Regions from separate parts of the Homo sapiens genome. Here regions 1 and 2 are each linked to region 3. Evidence: chromatin contacts called from ENCODE Hi-C or POLR2A ChIA-PET data. All regions are on one chromosome and are shown on one strand. Each heading gives the region's core, a stretch centred on a gene start or an enhancer-like site at or near the end of the contact. The rest is flanking DNA. Distances are from core to core; before and after follow the strand shown. Region 1 holds the start of ZSCAN25 (zinc finger and SCAN domain containing 25). Region 2 holds the start of KPNA7 (karyopherin subunit alpha 7). Region 3 holds the start of ARPC1B (actin related protein 2/3 complex subunit 1B).

Region 1 (4,526 bases), core at 1,213-3,712, 240 kb after region 3:
AAACTATGCCTAAAGTTTACTCAAGGAAGAGCATCTGATAAGAGAGCTTTCCCCCCATAAACCAAGGACTGCAAAAGTGTGGATTATCAGAAGAGATCCGGTACATTCAGGGTGGTATGGCCATAGACAAGGGCTGGGTTATCAATGTAAGGGTGAGAGATAAGTCTCCTCTCCCGTACCCCTACCACCAGGAGCCAGCAAGGCAATTTGTCTTAGTGCCACGCTGGACAACCACAAAACCACAAAGATTTGTGGTTGAGAAGTTGCAACCACAAATCACCCCTCAATATTTGCAGCCCAAATTCATATTACTATTATAGCATGGTTCAAAAATCCTCAAATTATAAATTTGGTTTACAATGACCTTGGACTGGTGATGCTGACAAGAAAAAAATTTACATGGAAGAAAAACAATATCAACCCTCTCTAGATAAATTCACTTTATCCTGGAACTCAAAGAAATTTCACAAAAATGTTTCCAAGGAAAATGAGCAGCCTGTCACACAAGGAAACAAGGTACTGTGGTATGTTCGAGGAAGGTATGTTTGAGGAATGCCCCCAATTAATGTCCTGGGGACATTATTTAATGCTCTAGGGACATTATATAATGTCCCCAGAACTCATAAATCAATAAGAAAGAGATAAACAGCTTAATAGAAACACAAAGAAAAGTCCGTTCACAGAAAAGGGAAGGCAAGAAGTTAATGAAAGTAGGAATAATGACTGACCTCACTTATAATGAAGAACATGCAAATTAAAAAATGAGGTAACATTTACTTCACCTGTCAATTGGCAAAAATTAAAGCTGGATAATGGCAGAGATGATGAGATATGGGAAATGGATGCTGTTAGGTACTGCTGGTGGAAGTGGCACCATCAAAAACAGTGGAAATAGCAGATCACAGAAAGATATCTGAGGGGACTTCAGATCTCAGAATTATCAGGCTCAACTATATTTACTATGTACAAAGAAAAGCTTAAACATATCGGTAAATTCTTTTAAAAGATCGATCTAGAATATTTGGAAAAAATCAAATAGAAATTCTAGAAATGGAAAAAATATATTAATTAAAACAAAAATATGGGTGGCCAAGTGGGGAGGATTGCTCGAGCCCAGGAGTTTAAGACTAGCCTGGGCAACATAGTGAGACCCTGTCCTTACAAAACATTTTTTAAAGATTAGCTGGGTGTGGTGGCTCATGCCTGTAGTCCCAGCTATTTGGGAAGCTGAGGTGGATTGCTTGAACCCAGGAGTTGGAAGCTGTAGTGAGCTATGATAGCACCGCTGTACTCCAGCCTAGGTGACACAGCAAGACCTCGTCTCTTAAAAAACAAAACAAAACAAAACAAAAAAACAACAACTGTGGATTTTGTAGCACATTAGAAACAGCTGAAAAGTGGATTATTAATAAAAAGGTGAAGACATAAACCCAAGTCAAATATGGGCAGACAAGAAAAATATGAAAGTGGGACAGAGACATGGAGGATAAAGTGAGATGGTCTAACACCTATGTTATATTCTAGGAGTTCATTTACTCTATAAGTGTATATTTTTAGCAAATATTGTACCAGACACTTTGCAAAGTGCTGGAGAAGAGTAAGACAAGAGGGTTTCCTGTTTCCTGAGTGGATTCTGGAGTAACACTGGGCCACCCAGTTGAGACAGACTGCCTTCAGGCTGGACGCGGTGGCTTGCGCCTGCAGTCCTAGCACTTTGGGAGGCCAAGGGGGGAAGATCGCTTGAGTCCAGAAGTTGGAGACCAGATTGGGCAACATAGAGAGATCCCCCTCTCTGCAAAAAATTGAAAAAAAGTCCCAGCTACCCAGGAGACTGAGGTGGGAGGATTGCTTGAACTCAGGGCTTCGAGGTTGCAGTGAGCTATGATCTCACCACTGCACTCCATCCTGGGAGACAGAACAAGACTTCTCTCTCTCTTTCTCAAAAAACACAAACAAACAAACAAACAAAAACCCCCCACAAAAAACAGCTCCGATGCTGGCTCCTCCAGGAAGCCTTCCCTGACTACACATACACACACGCACGCACACTACCCGGGGTCAGGAGCCTCTTAAGTGAGCCGGTTAGATCCAGTGCGCCCCCTATCTCCTCTGCCCCTACGCCTCGCGCAAGGCCCTCGCAGCCGGAATAGTCGCGCATTGACCGACTGGACTCTAAAGCCCCTTGGGGCAGGTGCTGTGTCCAGTAGTGTATCTGGCGATGCACCGAGTCCTTTCCACGGAGGGCAAGCAGGTGAAATGGCACGGAAGTGGAAGGGGCCTAGCCACAGAGCGCCTCGAGCTGGGCAGTCAATCCTGGGGAAGCCCTGGTGGTCTTCGCCTCGCCGGGTTCGGAACAGCAGGCTGGGATCAGCAACCATCGAGACGCATCCGCCGAGACCTCCGAGCATCCTAGAGAGGACACGGAAGCGAGTCTTTCCTTACGCACCTGTCTAACAGCGTCCGCAGCTCACTTCCGGACCGCGGATAGCACTGGCGACCCTAGCGGGTGAGAGGCCCTTCAGGGCCGCGGCGGGTGAGAGCCTCTTCAGGGCCGCAGCGGGTGGCGGGCGAAGTGGTAAACGGGCGCGGGGACGGGTTTTGGTGCCGCTACGGGGCTCGGCGGCAGCGGGGTTGCAGTAGAGCCCGTCTCCCTCCGCTCAGCCCCGGCTGAGGGCGGCAAGTCTCTCAGGAGCTGCCTTCAGCGGCCCCGAGGCCCTGCGGGTCTGGACGCTGAGGGGCCGCCGCGCTGTAGGCTCAGGTAGGAGCGAGGCTGATCCCGCTCTGCCAGGCTTGGCTTAGTGCAGGGCTGGCCACGAACCCGAAGAGATCTTGAACCAAAGCAGAACTCTGTGCAAAGTGAAAGTAATCACATAGGACACTTATTTAAAGAATAGTGATGAGCCAGCCTGGTCAACATAGCGAGACCCTGTCTCTACAAAAATTGAAAAGTAGCCGGGCGTGGTGGCACGCGCCTGAGGTCCCAGCTACTCGGGAGGCTGAGGCAGGAGGATCGCCTGAGCCCAGGAGTTCAAGGTTGCACTGACTTACATTCATGCCGCTGCACTCCAGCCTGGGCAACATGGGGAGACCCTGTCTCTACAAAAATAAATAATTAGCTGGTCATGGTGGCACTCGCCAGTAGTCCCAGCTACTCGGGAGGCTGAGGTGGGAGGATCGCTTGATCCTAGGAGGCAAAGGCTGCAGTGATCGCACCACTGGTCTCCAGCTGGGGTGATAAAACCCTGAGATCCTGTCTCAGAAACAAAACAAAAGAGTCACAATGGGTGGGGGGAGATAAAGAATAGCAATGGGGCAATTTCTATTTGTCAAATGGCAGAGATAAAAGATGAATGAGGATCTTTCTTGCCTCCAGGGAATCTGTTAGAGGGAGACACATGGGTAAACATTTGCACTGTAGTGCATTAAATGCACTAGTGGAGTGAACCAATGCAATAGCTAGAAAGGAATGAAAGAGAAATCTCAATGTTGCAGAGTCAATGAATAGACTGAAAATATAAACTTGGTTTAAGTGGGGGTAGATAAATACACAAACTCACAATAGAATATTTAGCAGAAGCTTTGGGGTGTGCCTCCTGCCAGCTGCCCATTCTCTGCTCCAGTCAGGTGATCTTTCCGTTTTCTGACAAGCAGGATCTCCTTCCCCTGGTGCTTTGGACTTCCAAGTCTGTCTTCCCAGTCTAGGTCTTCCGCATAATCCACTTGGAGGTAAATAGGACTCATTCTCCAGTCTACTTCAAGCCTCTTCTTTTCCTTGAGTACTTGGACTTAGATTAGTTTTCTCTCTTTTTGACTTCACATTTTTTTTTCAATCTGTACCATGTATTTTGGGAGGCAGTTATCATCTAGTCTCTTTTTTTTCTTCTGAGAAGTAGGAGGAGTAGCACTCATCCTACAGAAGTGTTTTAAGTATTAGATGAAATATGTGTTCACATGCTTTCTAAAGAGTAAAGCCTGTACAAGTTAGAAATCTTTAGGTCATTTGTCATAATGGTATATATGTTGCTCCATTGTCTTTTTCAGGTTGAGCGCACCATCACATCTAAGCCATCAGCAAGTTTGTTGGTTTTAATCTCCAAAATACGTCTTGATTTTGTCTGACTCTTTGCCACCACCCTGATCTAAGCCCTTATCATCTGCTTGAATCACTGTAAGTGCCATTTCCCTCTTGCCACCTCTAGCCTATTCCCTGTCAACACACAGGCAGAATGACTTTTATAAAACATGTAGTTCCTCGCTAAAGTAAGAAATAAGAATAAAGTTCATAATTCTTTCTGTGGCGCAGGCTCTGGGTGATCTGGTTTCTGTCTGCCTCTGCCACCTCTTCTGGTGCAGCTCTGCTCGTCACTGCTGAAGCCACACTGGGATATGGCTTGTTCTTGGACACCCAGAGTAATTTCTTAGCCTCAGGGCTTTTGCCTGGAATGCTCTTAGAATGACTGACTCATTCTCATCCTTGAGTCAGCCTGGTATCATGTCTTTAGAAAAGCCTTCTTCAAGTCAGTTGC
Region 2 (4,912 bases), core at 1,811-4,310, 170 kb before region 3:
CACTGATTTCCTTTAATTTTCAGTGGTCCTAGAAGCCGGACAGCTTCATTGTTGGAATAGGTTACTGTAAGAGTGATTTGGTTCCTGGGCCAGGCACGGTGGCTCATGCCTGTAATCCCAGCACTTTGGGAGGCCGAGGCAGGGGGATCATGAGGTCAGAAGATCGAGACCATCCTGGCCAACATGTTGAAACCCCATCTCTACCAAAATGCAAAAAAAAAAATTAGCCGGGCATGGTGGTACACACCATGGTAGGCTGAGGCAGGAGAATTGCTTGAACCCAGGAGGCAGAGGTTGCAGTGAGCCAAGATCACGCCATTGCACTCCAGCCTGGTGACAGAGCAAGACTCCATCTCAAAAAAAAAAAAAAAAAAAAAAAAAGTGATTTTGTTCCTGATGGTGGCCTAACCAGGCTGCTGTGACCCTGTGCTTCCCTCGTTCTCCTAATCAGGCTTCTGGATTCCCAAGGTGGAGCTAAACTTATACGATGCCAGTCAAGATACAGAGATGGGGGGCTGGGAGCAGTGGCTCATGCCAGTAATCCCAGCACTTTGGGAGGCCAAGACAGGCAGATCACTTGAGGCCAGGAGTTTGAGACCAGCCTGGCCAACATGGCAAAACCCTGTCTCCACTAAAAATACAAAAAATTAGCCAGGCGTAATTGTGCACACCTGTAATCCCAGCTACTTGGGAGGCTGAGGCAGGAGAATCGCTTGAACCTGGGAGGCAGAGGTTGCAGTGAGCCAAGATCACACTGCTGCACTCCAGCCTGGACTATGAAGCAAGTCTTCATCTCAAAAATAAAAAGATACAGAGATGGAGGACAGAGCTTGCAACACAAAACTATGTGACCAAAGAAGCCGAGTGAATGTTAGAATCCATATACACAGCACACACCCCCCGTCCCCAGCCCTTGGGCTCAACCTGGAAGCAAGAACAGCCTGGACTTCTCAGTTCCAAGTCCTATTTCTACAAGGCATGCCTGTTGGCCATACCTATATGCTAACGTTTTAGCTCCTTGGTAAGCCTCATTGACGTGAGCAGCTGTAAACACCTGTATACTGGCCCTTGAGGAAGCAATCCAGCTCCTCGGAGATAAATAGCAGCCTGGTTTTTTATTTTTTTCAGACGAAGTCTCACACTGTCGCCTGGATGGAGTGCAGTGGCACAATCTCGACTCACTGCAACCTCCACCTCCCAGGTTCAAGCAGTTCTCCTGCTTCAGCCTCCCAAGTAGCTGGGATTACAGGCCCCCGCCACCATGCACATCTAATTTTTTGTATTCTTAGTACAGACAGGGTTTCACCATGTTGGCCAGGCTGGTCTCGAACTCCTGACCTCAAGTGATCACTTTGGCCTCCCAAAGTGCTGGAATTACAGGTGTGAGCCATCATGCCCAGCCCAGCCTGGTTTTTTATTTGGTTTTGTTTTAGAGACAGGGTCTGGCTCTGTCACCCAGATTGGAGTGCAGTGGCACAATCACAGTTCACTGCAGCCTTGAACTCCTGGGCTCAAGCAATCCTCCTGCCTCAGCCACCAGAGTATCTGAGACTACAGGCACACACCACCACACCTGGCCGATTTTTTGTTTTTGTAGAGTTGGAGGTCTTGGTATGTTACCCAGGCTGGTCTAGAACTCCTATCTTCAAGCGATCCTCCCACCTTGGCCTCCCCCAAAGTACTGGGAACACAGGCATGAGCTACCATGCCCAGCTAAGCAGCCCTGTTTTATGGATGAAGAAACTGGGGTTCTGAAATTAAATAATTGCAAGATTCCACGGAAACTTTGATTTGATTCCACAGTTGTCTGGCTCCTAAGTCCACATGCTTTTGTCTTCTCCACCTTTAATATTTTATGATGAAAATAGCAAACATACAGAAAAGTTGGAAGGATAATTCAGGGAAACACCTAGTCATCTATCTAAAGAATCTTTTGCTATATTTGCCTTTTCAACCCATCTCTCCACCACCTCCCTGCCCCCCGCTATTTTTTTTTTGAGATGGAGTTTCTCTCTTGTCGCCCAGGCTGGAGTGCAGTGGCCTGATCTCAGCTCACTGCAACCTCTGCCTCCCAGGTTCAAGCAATTCTCCTGCCTCAGCCTCCCAAGTAGCTGGGATTACAAGTACAAGCCACCACACCCAGGTCATTTTTGTATTTTTAGTAGAGACGGGGTTACACCATGTTGGCCAGGATCGTCTTAACCTCCTGACCTTGTGATCTGCCCGTCTCAGCCTCTCAAAGTGTTGGGATTACAGGCATGAGCCACCGCGCCTGGTCTCTTCACCCCGCTTTTTATGCAGATTGCACTGGTCCCCAATAGAAGCAGGTGGGTGCTTCATACTCACAGACACATCTTTGCCTCGGTACTTAAATTTTCTCCGCCTCTCTTCTGGAGCATCTAAGGTCGGCATATTGACTGGAAGTAGTAAGTTACCTGCAGGTTGGACAGCAACAAAGAAATTTTCAGTGCCCATTGTGTGGGTTATTATGTCAGTATCATAAGGCTCTAACCCTTAAAGGGCTCACAGTGGAGCAAAGGGCAGACCCAGGAAGCTAGCTTTTTTTTTTTTTTTTTTTTTTTTTTTTTTTTTTTTTTTTGAGACAGAGTCTCGCTCTGTTGCCCAGACTTGAGTGCAGTGGGGGGATATCAGTTCACTGCAACCTCCGCCTCCCGGGTTCAAGTGGTTCTCCTGCCTCAGCCTCCCAGGTAGCTGGGACTATAGGCGCCTGCCACCACGCCCGGCTAATTTTTGTCTTTTTAGTAGAGACGGGGTTTCACCACGTTGGCCAGGCTGGTCTTGAACTCCTGACCTTGTGATCCGCCCACCTCGGCCTCCCAAAGTGCTGGGATTACAGGCATGAGCCACCGCTCCCAGCCAGCATTTTTTATTTTTTGGGACCAGAGAAGCTGAGTGAGAGTTAGAACCCATATACACAGCACAGACTCCCCGTCCCCAACCCTTGGGCTCAACCTGGCAGCAAGAACAACAGTCTGGACTTCTCAGCTCCATGTCCTATTTCTGCAAGACCTGCTTGTTGGCATCAGAGTCTCACTCTGTCACCCGGGCTGGAGTGCATTGGCACAATCACGGCTCACTGCAACCTTGACCTCCTGGACTCAAGTGATTCACCCACCTCAGCCTCTTGAGTAGCTGGGACTACAGGCATGAGCCACCACACATGACTCACTTTTTATTTATTTTATTTATTTATTTTTTGAGACAGAGTCTCACTCTGTCACCCAGGCTGGAGTGCGGTGGCGCAATCTTGGCTCACTGCAAGCTCCGCCTCCCGGGTTCACGCCATTCTCCTACCTCAGCCTCCCGAGTAGCTGGGACTACAGGCACCTGCCACCACGCTCAGCAAATTTTTTTGTATTTTTAGTAGAGACGGGGTTTCACCGTGTTAGCCAGGATGGTCTCTATCTCCTGACCTCGTGATCCACCCACCTCGGCCTCCCAAAGTGCTGGGATTACAGGCGTGAGCCACCGTGCCCGGCCACACCTGGCTTATTTTTGGTTTTGTTTGTTTTTGTAGAGTCGGCTTTTCACCACGTTGGCCAGGCTGGTCTTGAACTCCTGACCTTGTGATCCACCCACCTCAGCCTCCCAAAGTGCTGGGATTACAGGCATGAACCTGAAGTCAGCTTCTATAAGCATCACCACACCAGCTCAGTAGGCTGTGAACACTGTGGGAGCACCAAGACCACCAATGCTGGGCATAGCAGTAAAGGAAAGCTTTTAAAAGTGCTTTGGCTTCAACTGGGTCCTCAAATGAGGCAGATGGGCTGGTTGTCATATATAGAAGCCTTTCATGCCAGGTGCAGTGGCTCACACCTATAATCCCAGCACTTTGGAAGGCTGAGGCAGATGGATCACTTGAGGCCAGGAGTTCGAGATCAGCCTGGGCAACATGGGGAAACCCCATCTCTACTAGAAATACAAAAATTAGTCAGGCATGGTGGCGGACACCTATAATTCCAGCTATTTGGGAGGCTGAAGCAGGAGGATCACTTGAATCCGGGAGGCGGAGGTTGCAGTGAGCTGAGATTGCGCCACTGTACTCGAGCCTGGGCAACAGAGTAAGATTCCGTCTCAAAAAGAAAAAGAAAAGAAGGCTTTCACACGGTGTGTCTGAGGAGTTATAAATCAGGCATATGTACAGGGTGGTGAGGAGACCCGCCAAGGCTGCAACAGGAAAACCCCACACCCAATGCACCAGCACATGGGGTCAGGACAGTCTCAAGCACAAGTCACTGAGAATCCTTCAGTAGACTGCCTCCACCCCAGTCCAGACCACTATCACCTCTTACCCACACTACTGCAGTTGCCTTCCAGCTGGTCTCCCTGCTTCTCCCATTGCCTTATTCCAATCTGTTCTTTGCACAGAGTACATGTGATTGTGGATCACCTGAGGTCAGGAGTTCGAGACCAGCCAGACCAACATGGCGAAACCCTGTCTCTACTAAAAGTACAAAATTAGCCAGGCGTAGTGGCAGGCACCTGTAGTCCCAGCTACTCAGGAGGCTGAGACAGGAGAATCGCTTGAACCCAGGGGGCGGAGGTTGCCGTGAGCCAAGATCGCACCACTACACTCCAGCCTGGGCAACAGAGCGAGACTCCAACTCAAAAAAAAAAAAAAAAAAAAAAAAAAAAGAAAAAAATCTGATTAGTCAGGCACAGTGGCTCATGCCTGTAATCTCAACAACTTGAGAGGTTAAGGTGGAGACTTGCTTAAGGCCAGGTGTTCAAGACCAGCTTGGGCAACAAAGCAAGACCCCCGTCTCTACAAAAAATATAAAAATAAGCTGGGCATGGTGGCACATACCTGTAGTCCCAGCTACTTGAGGCTGAGGTGGGAGGATTTCTGGAGCCCAGGAAGTCAAGGCTGCAGTGAGCCACGATTGCACCA
Region 3 (4,939 bases), core at 2,238-4,737:
ATTTTTGTATTTTTAGTAGAGAGAGGGTTTCACTATGTTGGCCTGACCTCGAACTCCTGACCTCGTGATCCGCCCGCCTCGGCCTCCCAAAGTGCTGGGATTACAGGCGTGAGCCACTGCACCCAGGCTTTTTTTTTTTTTATTAGAAATGGGTTTTCACCATGTTAGTCAGGCTGGTCTCACCCTCCTGACCTTTTGTGATCAGCCTGCCTCCGCTTCCCATAGTGCTGGGATTACAGGCGTGAGCCACCATACCCGGCCTGGACTCAGTTTTCTACCACTGGATCATTCATTAACACATCTGTTAAGATGTGTGTTGAGTGACTCAGGCACCGGGCTCTGTCATGGGCCCAGGGGAGAGAAGAGGGAACAGTACAGCCATGGCTGCGGCTCGCATAGGCTTTTAGAGCCTTTACATCAACTCAGGTGACCTTAGTTTACATTTTCGCAGATAGGAAAAAGGAGTCTTGAGGTATGCATATTTGTTAGGATGCTTTGATGATTCGCAGCAGAAAAACTCAAAGCAGCCTAAAAATAAAGTGGAGGCTGCACACCGTGGCTCACGTCTGTAACCCCAGCACTTTGGGAGGCTGAGGCAGGAGGATTTCTTGAGGCAAGGAGTTCGAGACCAGCCTGGGTCACACAGGGAGAGCCCTGTCCATACAAAAATTTTAAAAATTAGCTGGGTGTAGTGGCGCATGCCTGTGGTCCCTCCCAGCTACGAGAGAGGCTGAGGTGGGAGAATCACTTGAGGCCAGGAGTTTGATACCAACCTGCACAACATAGCAAAAACACTATCCTTATAAAAATTTTTTTTTTTTTTTGAGAAGGAGTCTCGCTCTTTCATCCAGGCTGGAGTGCAGTGGCGTGATCTTGACTCACTGCAATCTCCGCCTCCTGGGTTCAAGTGATTTTCCTGCCTTAGCCTCTGGAGTAGCTGAGATTACAGGCGCGCGCCACCACGCCCGGCTAAGTTTTGTATTTTTAGTAGAGACAGGGTTTCACCATGTTGGTCAGGCTGGTCTCGAACTCCTGACCTCAAACGATCCGCCTGCCTTGGCTTCCCAAAGTGTTAGGATTACAGGCATGAGCCACCGCACCCAGCCTATAAAAATTTTAAAAATTAGCCAGGTGTGATGGTGCACACCTGTAGTCCCAAGTGCTCGAGAAGCTAAGGCGGGAGGATCACTTGAGCCCAGGAGCTGGAGGCTTCAGTGAGCTGTGATTGCGTCACTACATTCCAGCCTGGGTAAAAGAGGGAGACCCTGTCTCTAAAACATATTAATTAATTAAGCGGATAACTTGGCTCACATATCTGAATCTTTGGAGGCAGGTTGGGCTCAGACCTTCCAGTCAGAGGTGACCAGAGCTCCGGTTACTTCTCTGACCTTCTCTCGGCTCTGCACTCTCCCTGCAGCTTCCCTTGTTGCTGTTCCACTTCCGCGTTCCACTTACGAGTCCAGATTCCTGCAGCTCGCTCAGAAGGGGCTTTGTGCGCTGGATCATCAGCTGAAGTCCTGGGCTTTGCTTTGATTGGGTCATCTTAGGTCACAAGTGCAGCAGGACAGGGAACACCGTGAGCTGATTTAGACCACTCAGGGCCACTTGGGGTCATTCCCTGGGCATCTACAAAGCGGCAGAAGAGTAGGATGGAAGCCAGGGAAGCAGCAACAGGGTCACCTCAGTTACCCTACACTTGTCCCTGTGGGAAGAGGGCTGCCGGTACAGACCCCTTGAAGCTTTGTATCTGCTTGAACTAAAACCACCGCCTGTGTTTGCTGAGGTTGCCGACATCTGTCTGAGAAAATACGCAGGAGCAGCAAGGTTGGGGGGGCTCAGAAAAGTTCGAGCACTTCCTGTGTGCACACTGTATGACCCGATTCACACACCTGGACACATTTAATCCTCCCAACTACCCTAGGGGGTCGAATTCAGTGGAAAAGAGAGCGGCGGCTAAGGGCACCTCCAATGGGGAGGGTGTCGGGGCAAAGCGACCTGAGACCCCCAGCCACATACTGCAGGACAAACCAATGTCGGCAGGTGAGGACAGGGTGGGAATAGTGTTCCAGGCAGAAGGAACAGCGAGTGTCAAAGCCTCTAAGCCTGACAGGGTGGGAGTCTGGCCTCGGATCTCCAGAGATCCAGGAAGACCCTGCACAAATACTAGAGAGAGGGGTCTGAAGGAGAGAAGAGGAGGGAAGGTTTTTGTTGTTGTTTGAGAGGAAGTCTCGCTCTGTTGCCAGGCTGGCGTGCAGGGGCCCCATCTTGGCTCACTGCAGCCTCTGCCCCCGGGGTTCAAGCAATTCTCGTGCCTCAGCCTCCCGAGTAGCTGGGATTACAGCAGCGCTCCATCACGCCATGGGGCTCCTTGCAGCTAATTTTTTTTTTTTTTGAAACAGAGTCTCACTCTGTCGCCCAGGCTGGAGTGTAATGGCGCGATCTCGGCTCACTGCAACCTCTGCCTCCTAGATTCAAGCGATTCTTCTACCTCAGCCTCCCGAGTAGCTGGGATTACAGGCATGCGCCACCACGCCTGGCTAATTTTTGTATTGTTTAGTAGAGACGAGGTTTCACCGTGATAGCCAGGATGGTCTCGATCTGAGCTCGTGATCCTCCCGCCTCGGCCTCCCAAAGTGCTGAGATTACAGGCGTGAGCCACCGCGACCGGCCGAGGTAAGGTTTTCACTGGGGTCTCTTCCATCTGCCTGGCCGCCAGGCCACGTATCCACTGAAGAGGCAGAGGGTCAGGATGGGAAGACTCCGGGGACCACCTAGCCCAAGACCCGCAATCAGGCGGCTCTGCAAGGCTAACCGGGTAACTTAAAGAAGTGAAGCCGATTGACGTAAAACAGAAAGGAAAGAAGTTAACTGGCCGGCCAGCGTCAGCAGGGGCGGCCAGTGTCACCCTGCCCGGGGACAGCACCCCTGTTTCGTGGCGAGGACACGGAGGGCCAAGGGGGCGGGGCCGGGCTGCCCTGGCCACGCCCGGACCGCCTGCTCCCCGCCCAGGGCCTGCACAGTTGGCGCCCACCGGCATCAGCGTGAAGGGAGCTCCTCGCTGGCTGCCGACGGGGCTGCAGGGCTCGCTAGCCGCTCACCTGCGTGTGAGCGCGGAGCCCGCAGTACCCGCCGTCCGGGCTCAGAGGACGTGACTCCCCGACCCTGCGCCCGGCAGTCCCCGGGGGCCGTGCGCCCGGCCCAGGCTCGGAGGTCCAGCCCAGCGGCGGCTCAGGCTGCGCGCCTGGCTCCCAGCCTCAGTTTCCCCATTGGTAAAGCATTGACGGTGGTTGCGGACGGCTTCTGCGGACAGAGCCTTGGGCTCCGACGTCTGCGCGGGTACCGGCAGCACCCCCACCCCGAAGGGAGGGCGGGACCTGGATCTCGCGACCGCTGCCCCAGGTCCCCGCCCCCGGGCCCTACCGGGCTGAGGTCGGCAGGCCCCGCCCCCCGCCCACGAGGAAGTGGCTGCTGCTCCGGCGCGGAGCCCAGAGCCGGTTCGGCGCGTCGACTGCCCAGAGTCCGCGGCCGGGGCGCGGGAGGTGAGGGCCGTGGGGGCGCCCGGAGGTGGGGGTCAGGGGAGCCACCTGGAGGTGGGGGGGCGCGTAGATGTGGGGCGCCGCCTGGGAGTGAGCGGGACTGGAGGGATGAGAGGGGGTGCAAGGAGGGGACCGGGGGGCGCCTGGAAGTGAGGACGCATAGATGTGGGGCGCCGCCCAATAGGGGCACGGGGATGAGTGGGGGCACATGGAGAGGAGGGGGCGCGGGGACGAGGGGCTCACGGAAAGGAGAGGGAGCCCTGGGATTGGAGGGGGCGCGGGGGTGGCCGCAGGGCCAGACTGTGGAAACGCGGGCTCCCAGCGCACCGGGCGCCCTCGGGGCGTCCCCAGCCCCCGGCCCCAAGCTTCCGCCTCGTGCCTTCCGCCCCTGCTCCCCGGCCCCCATCCCCAGCCTTGCCCCGCGGTCGGTCGGTGTAGCCCCGTTACTTCGGGCCGGCGGGGCCCCACACCCAGTCACTTCCCCTCCATCCCCGGAGCCTTCCGGGTTGCAGCCGCCGGGAAATGAGCTGGCGTCTCCTGCCGCCCCGCCCCTGCCCTCCTGGCCGCTCCCGCTGCTCCCACCCGCCTCCCCCGGGCCAGGTCCGAGGGGTCCCGTACGGGGCGGGCCTGGCTGGCGGGGTCCCGGAACGCACCCCCTCAGCTGCAGGGCTCCGCGGCCAGGGCAGATCCGAGCAGCCCCTCCCTTTCCGGAGGCGCTGGGAGAGCAGCCAGGCCGCCTAGGGCGGGGCGGGGCCGGGCTGCACCCGCGGGCAGTGAAGGGATCAGGAGTGCAAGCCTGGGGAGTCAGACCTCCCCCTGCCTCCTCTGCCAATGCAGCCCGGAGGCTACCACCACCCATCCCGGCCGGGCGCGGTGGCTCACACATAGAATCCTAGCATTTTGAGAGGCCCAGGCGGGAGGATCGCTTGAGGCCAGGAGTTGGAGGCCAGCATGGACAGCATTGCGAGACCCTTTCTCTATTAAAATAAATAAATAAAATGTAGCCAGGCGCTGTGGCTCATGCCTGTAATCCCAACACTTTGGGAGTCGAGGTGGACGGATCACTTGAGGTCAGGAGTTCGAGACTAGCCTGACCGACATGGTGAAACCCTGTCTCTACTAAAAATACAAAAATTACCCAGGCATGGTGGCACGCACCTGTAATCCCAGCTACTCAGGAGGCTGAGGCAGGAGAATTGCTTGAACCCGGGAGGCAGAGGTTGCAGTGAGCCGAGATCACGCCATTGCACTCCAGCCTGGGCAACAGAGCAAGACTCCGTCTCAAAAAAAAAAAAAAAAGCCACGTAACATGCCTGTAATCCCAGCTACTTAGGAGGATGAGGCAAGAGAATTGCTTGAACCTGCCTTGGCAGTGAGCCAAGACTGTACCACTGCACTGCAGC

Evidence for each region. Hi-C counts contacts between places; a loop is a spot of excess contacts on that map. ChIA-PET counts read pairs that join two places held with the same protein, here RNA polymerase II (POLR2A). Pooled maps may share reads with other maps.
Region 1: a loop to region 3 is called in a pooled map, with 7 times the contacts of the local background. The contact joins the promoter of ZSCAN25 here to the promoter of ARPC1B in region 3. A Hi-C loop is called at or near these places in 1 of 37 single-sample maps with no recorded cell type and 7 of 50 pooled maps. POLR2A ChIA-PET finds 5 or more read pairs at or near these places in 4 of 52 experiments (PC-9, T-cell, activated B cell and 1 more).
Region 2: a map of PC-3 shows a loop between it and region 3 (8-fold over the local background). The contact joins the promoter of KPNA7 here to the promoter of ARPC1B in region 3. A Hi-C loop is called at or near these places in 1 of 168 maps with a recorded cell type or tissue (PC-3). POLR2A ChIA-PET finds 5 or more read pairs at or near these places in 4 of 52 experiments (Caco-2, H1, Panc1 and 1 more).

Annotation. Positions count from the first base shown.
Region 1 is chr7:99,614,484-99,619,009 of GRCh38, forward strand. ZSCAN25 (zinc finger and SCAN domain containing 25) reads left to right here and starts at 2,463. Exons shown (of 8, transcript NM_145115.3): 1 at 2,463-2,533; 2 at 4,042-4,168. RefSeq lists enhancers at 1,609-2,588, 2,179-2,498.
Region 2 is chr7:99,205,055-99,209,966 of GRCh38, forward strand. KPNA7 (karyopherin subunit alpha 7) reads right to left here and starts at 3,061. Exons shown (of 11, transcript NM_001145715.3): 1 at 2,974-3,061; 2 at 2,347-2,435. The coding sequence starts at 2,412.
Region 3 is chr7:99,371,243-99,376,181 of GRCh38, forward strand. It overlaps ARPC1B (actin related protein 2/3 complex subunit 1B), which reads left to right and starts at 3,488. Exons shown (of 10, transcript NM_005720.4): 1 at 3,488-3,539. RefSeq lists an enhancer at 2,068-2,568 and silencers at 2,869-3,748, 3,759-4,398.